2 separate regions of the Homo sapiens genome follow, and region 1 is linked to region 2. The links are chromatin contacts, found by Hi-C or POLR2A ChIA-PET in ENCODE. All regions are on one chromosome and are shown on one strand. Each heading gives the region's core, a stretch centred on a gene start or an enhancer-like site at or near the end of the contact. The rest is flanking DNA. Distances are from core to core; before and after follow the strand shown. Region 1 holds the start of MS4A5 (membrane spanning 4-domains A5). Region 2 holds the start of MS4A14 (membrane spanning 4-domains A14).

Region 1 (4,282 bases), core at 1,143-3,642, 33 kb after region 2:
GCCTAGGGCATTTATTAGCAGGAGGCCATGGAGTTCCACAGCCACCCTGAAATGGAGAAATTGTAAAATAACGTCTGTACTGGGGCCGGGCACGGTGGCTCATGCCTGTAATCCCAGCACTTTGGGAGGCTGAGGCAGGCAGATCACAAGGTCAGGAGATCGAGACCAATCTGGCTAACACGGTGAAACCCTGTCTCTACTAAAAATACAAAAAAATTAGCCAGGCATGGTGGCGGGCACCTGTAATCCCAGCTACTCAGGAGGCTGAGGCAGGGGAATGGCGCAAACCCAGGAGGCAGAACTTTCAGTGAGCCGAGATCGCACCACTGCACTCCAGCCTGGGCAACAGAGCAAGACTCCATCTCAAAAAATAAAATAAAATAATGTCTGCACTGATTCAGTGTGACATTTCCAGTATTATAGCTAAGCTCATAGAAACACATTTAACCTATAAAGAATCAACAAAAAATGAACTTTGGAAAGAGTGCAAACATAAAGCAAGACAAAGTATCTGCTCACCATGCTAAAAATGGCAATAATAAGAGAAATAATACTTATTACTCTTATTTTTATTACTACTACAATTTACTTAGCATCTACTACACTCCAGGTACTTTAAAATTTACTCACAATAACTGTATAACAATTTTTATTCTCATAAAGGAAATGTAATATTTTAATAAATATGTAAATTAATAGATAACTTAGCCTAGACCCCATAAATAGTAAATAAAAGGGCTTGGGGTTCATTCTAGGTTTCTCTTCTCCAAAGAGTAAGTCTTCCACTGCATCACCAGATTGCATGAATTAAAGAATAATAAAAAACAAAGAACAATAAAAAATTAAAGTTATATTTCTGCCATTTGTCAGATAGCTATTATAACACTGTGCTAGTCATCATGCTTAGAGGGAGAAAAAACAAAAACTGGGGAAGGTATAGAGCAAAGTTAAAACCTGAGTAATTAGGGTGAAATGGTGTTTTATAAAAGTATGTTGCAACATAGTGTGCTTAACTTAGGGAATGCTAACACAACATCAGATGATGTTCATGAAGGATAATCACCATTATGATTCAACGTCCATAGAAAACTGAACAAGAGATGGATACGTTCAGAGAAAAGAAATTGTGAGGGAGGGGTGGCCTTTTAAAATATTCTAACTGGCAACTGGTAAGTGGCTAGAGGCTGTCACATCATGAGGTTCAATTAAGGAAGACCTGATCTCAATAGGAAACACCAGAAAATGACAAGGTACAGTTAAAAACAGACACAAATTGTTCCCTTCCCTTTCTTTCTTGTCCTTTCAAGATGAAAGTACAGATCCTCCCATGAAGACATTAGGGGGCCTATTTTCTTACCCCTCGAATCTGGGTTGTCTATGAAATTTGATTGGCCAATATGACATTAACACACATGACTCAGCAGAGGTTTGAAAAGTATTTGTGAATTGGAAGAGAACCAAGAGTCTGCCAACTGCCAGAGACATGACTGAGGCCATCCTAATTCATGTAATTGGACACTCCACCAGGTGACCACAGTTGCATGAGACAGCCTGGTAGAGAAGTGCTGAGCAGCCTTAGATGAGACAGACCACACACAGGACCCACAGATGTGTAAACAAAAGCCGATGGTGGTTGCTGGAACTAACTACATTTTGAGGGATTTGTTACACAGCTAAAGCTACTTAAATCAGGTGGCAAAACCACAAAGTGACAGGAAAAATGGATGTTATCTATACTTCAAGAAGTGGTTAATTTGTTCCGTGGCCTGAGAGATTTTGCGTTCTACCTGTGTCTGAAGATATGGAACTGGAATAAATGTGTATCTAGTTGCCATTTGGTAACTAAAATGTCCTTTTTTTTGAGACAGAGTCTTGCTCTGTTGCCCAGGCTGGAGTGCAGTGGTGCAATTTCAGCTCAAGGAAACCTCCGGCTCCTGGGTTCAAGTGATTCTCATGCCTCAGCCTCCCGAGTAGCTGGGACTACAGGCACGTGCCACCACACCCGGCTAATTTTTTATATTTTTAGTAGAGATGGGGTTTCACCATGTTGGCCAGGCTGGTCTCTAACTCCTGACCTCAGGTGATCCGCCCGCCTCAGCCTCCCAAAGTGCTGGGATTACAGGCGCGAGCCACCATGCGCGGTCCCTAAAATGTCTTTATATGTAGATCATCTAGTCCAATTTGGTCAATGTATATATGAGGAATCAGAAACCAGGAGAGGGGGATGTGACTTGCCAAAAGTCACAGTAAACTCCTAACTAAACCAGGACTACTTGTCAGGTTCTCTGATCCCCAGTCCCAGGCATTTTACTTATAGCCATCTTGGGATCTTGAGCAGTCCTGAGATTCTATGACTCTGTGACTCTATGGTTCTATAATTCCAAGACAAAGCAAACAATTCCAGTGCTCCAGGCAGCCTCAGCACAAGAAAAGAACATGGTCTAGACTGAAGTACCAACTAAATCATCTCCTTTCAAATTATCACCGACACCATCATGGATTCAAGCACCGCACACAGTCCGGTGTTTCTGGTATTTCCTCCAGAAATCACTGCTTCAGAATATGAGTCCACAGAACTTTCAGCCACGACCTTTTCAACTCAAAGCCCCTTGCAAAAATTATTTGCTAGAAAAATGAAAATCTTAGGGGTAAGTAAGACTTGCCCCTATGTATATTTTACTGAGGCAGGGGAAAGGCTAGGGAAATTATCTGTTGGCACATGTTTGAAGGTAGGAGCCTATTCCAATTCTTCTTTAAGACAATGTGAATATAGAGTGTTGGTGGGCCATTTGAGAGAGGATGTTTGAGAAGAACGAATCATGTGGGTCTGGACTTGACAAAAAATGCTATCATTTAGGACTCACCTACTTAAAAAGTGATAGTTGCTATGGCAGTAAATGAGATTACTCAGACTGAGAAGGTGGACTGAGAAGAAGAGAGCAGAGCACATAGACTCACACGTTTTTGTATATTGTATACCTTCCATTTTTGTATATTGTCCTCATTAGTCTTTCCCAGCACTTGTCAAACCACTGCTTGGTGTCACAGTGCATCACATGAGTGGCTCAGAGAGGGAGAGAAAAAAAAAAAAAACCCGAAGAGATGGAGAGTCCTCTGGGCCTGAGAGTGTGACAATACCTCAAGAGGCTCAGAGAATTGGCCATCTCCAGGCAGGGCTCCTCACAGTCCAATTCTGCTTGAGGCCAGCCTGGTATACTCATTTAGAATTCAGTGTTTCTCAGACATTCACATTTATGGGCTAAAGAACTGAAGAACTTATGAAGACACAGGTTTCCCAGCCTCACCTGGAGACCGTTCAGTAAGTATGGGATAGGGCCTGATAGTTCGCATTTCTAGCTCCCAAGTGATCCTGATGTTGCCAATCCATGGACCACATTTTCAGGAGCACTGATTTAGATCATTTTACCTATCACCAAATACCAGATAGAGGAATTAAGAAAGTACCCAGGAGCATCATAAAGGGACTTCTATTATTCTTCCCCTAATTACCAAAGAGAGTAATTGCCAAATCCTTTTGACCAAAAGAAGATATTCTAAACAGAAGGGAAACTATCACTTTGCTTTTCCTCACCATGACTTTTTCCTCTATTTGCAGACTATCCAGATCCTGTTTGGAATTATGACCTTTTCTTTTGGAGTTATCTTCCTTTTCACCTTGTTAAAACCATATCCAAGGTTTCCCTTTATATTTCTTTCAGGATATCCATTCTGGGGCTCTGTTTTGGTGAGTATAGTCAATCAAGTTCAATTTGAAGCCATGCCAACCAGGATGTTAGGGAATTCTTCACAATGAAATAAGCTAGATCCAGTTGTATGACATGCTTTCAAAAGTGCAAAAAACTAACCTTGTTGAAATTATTTCCCCATTAGTTCATCACAGTCACTGATATTCCATCATTAGGTCTTGAAGTTCCTTTGGGAATACTTCTTTTGAGGCTTGCAGTTGTTTATTTGGCTATTCATTCATTTGAAATTAGTTACTATTTATTATAAGCCAGATACACAGAGAAAGGCAATGGGCCTCTCCCCCAAAGACCTCTCAGTCTAGCAAGAAAACATGTAAACAGGTCACTTCAAGTCAGTGTGATAAATGTTATCACAGAGGTGCAGGAAATGCTTATGTAAGCAGAGATGAAGGAGCAATTTATTCTTTACAGAAGTGAAGTGGGAAGGGTTTCTCAGATATACCTTTTGAGCTGCGGAGAGGTATTTATTAAACCCAGTGTAGTCACAATCAATAAACATTAACTTAGGACCTAAT
Region 2 (4,359 bases), core at 1,526-4,025:
AGAACTAGTACTACACAAAACTTGGGGAAAAGGTATTATGAGTTATCTTTTTTAATCTCCGAAATCAAAGTTTAAAAATTCTAACCAATTATGTATTTTCTAGAGTTCATTTTCCTCGACCCAGTCACAAGATCATATCCAACAGGTCAAAAAGAGTTCTTCACGGTCTTGGATATAAGTAACTCTTGGCCTCAGAGGAAGGAAAAGCAACTCAACACTCATGGTCAAGTGTGATTAGACTTTCCTGAAATCTCTGCCATTTTAGATACTGTGAAACAAACTAAAAAAAAAAAAGCTTTTGTTTTGTATTTGTTTACTATGAGTCGTTATTTAATTTCTCTTGAAAATAATTTCCTCAAAGCCCAAGTCAATAAATGTTATCAGCCAGTCTTCCAAAATGGTCATAAACTTTATAAACTGCTTTGGGTAAACTGAGCAGAAGGTGATACACAGAAGGGAAAATGTGCACTCATGCTAGTGTGAATTTGGTAAGTTGCGTGACTCTGCAGGCTGTTTCTGTATTATTTTCACACTCATATTGCTTAAATATTACATATTAGGGATTGTAAGAAAACTTTAATTAAAAATTAAAGACTATATATAATTAAACTACTCTGCCCTGGACACTCTCTGAGAAACAGATCTACTGGGCCCTTTTTCATGAGCCATTAGGTGGAAGACAGCAAAGAGATCTTCTCAAGTGCTTAGGATTACCTCTCAACACACAGCAAGCATGTCCCTGCCTCCCATGAATCTTACCATGTAAATCCAAATCTCTGCAATCCTGTGGCACCAACCAGTGGTGCTCATTCTATTGTTTAAAAATGGCCTTCTTGGCTGGGCGCGGTGGCTCACTCCTGTAATCCCAGCACTTTGGTAGGCCGAGGTGGACGGATCACCCGAGGTCAGGAGTTTGAGACCAGCCTGGCCAACAAGGTGAAACCCTGTCTCTACTAAAAATACAAAAAATTAGCCAGGCATGGTGGTGCGCACCTGTAGTTCCAGCTACTTGGGAGGCTGAGGCAGAAGAATCACTTGAACCCGGGAAGGGGAGGTTGCAGTGAGCGGAGACTGCACCACTGCATTCCAGCCCGGCCTACAAGAACAAAACTCCATCTCAAAATAAATAAAAAAATAAATAAAAATAAAAATAGACTATATATAGTCTTTGAATTCATTTATTTTAAATAAATGAATAAAATAAAATAAAAAAGAATATTCAGTCGTTGGCACATAAACTATGTTCTCTTCTGTCATTTCAGGGTAGGAGTCAATGAAGACATCTTAGTCTTAACAAGTTACAGATAATCTCTGACTGGCATGTTTTCTGCTTCTAGCTTGGAGCTAAATGCTGCTCATGCTGAAAAGAATAATGTCTATTTCTTTGTTTGGGTATTAGCTCTATTTTGATCTATAGCACAGTTTTGTAATTCAGATCATCACCCCTGCACTTTGTACCACATGGGCGTATTCTTTCTTCCCAGTCATTGCTGCAATTATCTTGTCTGTTCTTTGTGTAATATGTTCTGTGTGAGCCTCTGCATTAAACTCGATTTCTTGGGCAATTATGGAAATTCCAGTGTGGCTGCAGTTTAACTTTGCACTCTCTATGCATATGAGGTTTCCTAAATAAATGAGGAGTAGCATAGTTTAAAATATATATATCTTATAACTTTCTACAACAAAGAATTATTGAGTCCAAATGTCATCAGTGCTCATTTTGAGATACCCTGCTATCGATGGTCGCTACAAACCAGGAAATACTCAAGTTATTATGTGTATACATTGGTTTTAGTTTTATGAAACAATTTACCTTCATGATCTCATAGTTAAAATTGTAATAAATTTAGGAATATAAAGGATCAATATGGGAAGCAAAATTTCTAAAGGCAGTTTCTGTTGTTTTAATTAGTATTTGTGTAGTTCAAACCAGGAAGGATTTGACTATCATTAGATTTTGCTTAACTTTATGAAAGCTAAAATATTCTCTGTTATAAAGGGGCAACTCCATCTGGTCCTATAGCATCTTTACTACTGATTTTTTTTTGTTTAATTTGAAAATGCAAAGAATTGTTAAATGTTCTTAAATGTTCTCACTACAAAAAAAGAAAAAAGATAACTACGTGAGGTGATGGATATGTTAATTAGCTGGATTGTGGTAATCATTTTGGAATGTATATGTATATCAAAACATGTAGTACACCCTAAATATATATAATTTTTATTTGTCAAATATACCTCAATAAAGATGGAAAAAAATCGAAATTCAAAGTTATCTACTGATTTTTATAATACAGAGAAATATGGTTAAACAGTAAGTTAGAAAATTCATCAAGTAAAAGAAACTCCTTTCAAAGGAGGGCAGAAGCGTGGCTGAGTTTAAAAAACATAGATTTTGGAGACAGGTCAAGTTGAGTTTGCCCCTTCCCTGTCCTGTATGTCTTTGGGTGACATAACCTTGCTGTTCCTCAGTTTCAGTATTGTAGAACTGTTAAAAGAATAAATGTTAGTGCATGTCAACACCTTCTACACAGTTCCCAGAACATAAGGAATATTCCATAAGTTTTAGTTCCTTTATAACTCATGAACATATGTGTAAGGACTTGTTTCGTATATACCATCTATTCTTTGTTTACCATATGTTTGTAAGCAAATTGACAAGAGAGTAAGTCTTCTGGATACAGTACTTTTCACCAGGAAGATGGGGGGCTGAGCATGCTCTAGAATTCTAAAACTCTGTGACTCAACTATGATTCTGAGATTCTACTACTGAGTAGAGTCATCACTAAGGGCTCATCTCTGAGGGCTCCATGTGACTCTGGTGGAGAGGTAGATCATGATTTGGGCGGCAATGTTTGCTCACTCTTTCCCTTACTAGAGTTCTGCCATAGAATCATGGAGTCAACATCCCAGGACAGAAGGGCAACTCACGTCATCACTATAAAACCAAACGAAACTGTATTGACTGCATTTCCCTACAGACCTCATAGCTCTCTGCTGGATTTTCTGAAGGGAGAGCCAAGAGTCTTGGGGGTAAGTCCTCTCCAGTCAATAGGTCTTCCAGAAGGGGAGAAAAGAAGTTTATTTATTCATGTATGTCTGCAGAGATATGCAGAGATTATTTTCAGGGAGGGAGTTAATTCTACTTTTCCCCCTTCACCTTACATGAGAAATTAGTACTGATCTTTGAATCCCAGCAGAGGGGGAAGCAAGAAACTAGTATAACTTTTTAAAATATCTCATTGAGGAAGTGACTTCAGGGTGTGGTGGCACCTCCCTTGAAGCTAAGAAACCATAAGTGGAGAGGTTTGACTTCCCCTTCATGCTCTTAAAGGAATTGGGAGTGCTTCAAAACCCATATTCAAAGCTCCACAGTGAACCAAATGATAAGGCATGCAAAACGTTTTTCATCACAAATGCACCCAGGGGAGAGCTGTATGCACAGCCTCCATCCTTTGTACAACAGCAAAAATCATTACTTGGTGTGCCACAGCCCAGAGATGTGGCCTGGGGACAAAATCTAGACTGCCAGAGAAGTTGCGCCCTGAGAACCACTGCTGCTATTCTTTTCCCTGCAGATTCCTACAAGCTGATAGGCCCACTGGGCTATTCTCATCCCTAGTTGGGTCCATGGATGAAGGGGAGGTGAAATGCAAGCTCATCCCAGGTTCTCCACTCTATGTCATCAAACTTTTTAAATTTTTAGACAACTGGGATGAGCCCCAATTCCAAAAGCCTATACTGAGTGCTGGAAAATGTGGGGGTGGGGGCTGTTAGGATAATAATAGGATACTGGTGAGACAGACGAAAAAACAAATGTAAAGGTGAATAGTTTATAGTCCCTGTGCTCAAGAAGCTTATAATCTGGGGGTAGTCAGACATGTACTCAAATCTGTCTGATATAAGATTAATTGGTAACACCAGGGAAGATAGAAAATAATAAAGAATAAAAGTGAAGGATTTGAACCTGAAGGATCCAGGCAAGCAAAGTGGGAAGGAAACACATTGAACTGAGTCTCTTAACAATCTGAGAATGATTGACAAATGAGAGAGGAAGGCATTTGGATGGAGGGAAAGGTGTGCCATGGAGGCACACCCTGAGGGACGTGGGGTAGCCCACAGGGTCTTGGATACTTGTAACCTCATGTACCCATTTCTCTCCTCACAGGCTACCCAGATCCTGCTTGCTCTAATCATTGTGGGCTTTGGAACTATATTTGCACTTAATTACATCGGTTTCTCCCAAAGACTTCCCCTTGTTGTCCTCACAGGATATCCATTCTGGGGAGCACTTATTGTGAGTACTGTCGATTAGAAGCTTTGGAGAAATTGCTATAAAGATAGATTTGAACTGCTTCA

The links. Hi-C counts contacts between places; a loop is a spot of excess contacts on that map. ChIA-PET counts read pairs that join two places held with the same protein, here RNA polymerase II (POLR2A). Pooled maps may share reads with other maps.
Region 1: a map of B cell shows a loop between it and region 2 (1.8-fold over the local background). The contact joins the promoter of MS4A5 here to the promoter of MS4A14 in region 2. A Hi-C loop is called at or near these places in 2 of 168 maps with a recorded cell type or tissue (B cell and CD8-positive, alpha-beta T cell), 3 of 37 single-sample maps with no recorded cell type and 3 of 50 pooled maps. POLR2A ChIA-PET finds 5 or more read pairs at or near these places in 2 of 52 experiments (OCI-LY7 and activated B cell).

The regions. Positions count from the first base shown.
Region 1 is chr11:60,427,180-60,431,461 of GRCh38, forward strand. MS4A5 (membrane spanning 4-domains A5) reads left to right here and starts at 2,393. Exons shown (of 5, transcript NM_023945.3): 1 at 2,393-2,648; 2 at 3,617-3,745. The coding sequence starts at 2,496.
Region 2 is chr11:60,393,684-60,398,042 of GRCh38, forward strand. It overlaps MS4A14 (membrane spanning 4-domains A14), which reads left to right and starts at 2,776. Exons shown (of 5, transcript NM_032597.5): 1 at 2,776-3,033; 2 at 4,169-4,297. The coding sequence starts at 2,896. It overlaps MS4A7 (membrane spanning 4-domains A7), which reads left to right. Exons shown (of 7, transcript NM_021201.5): 7 at 104-2,265. The coding sequence ends at 178.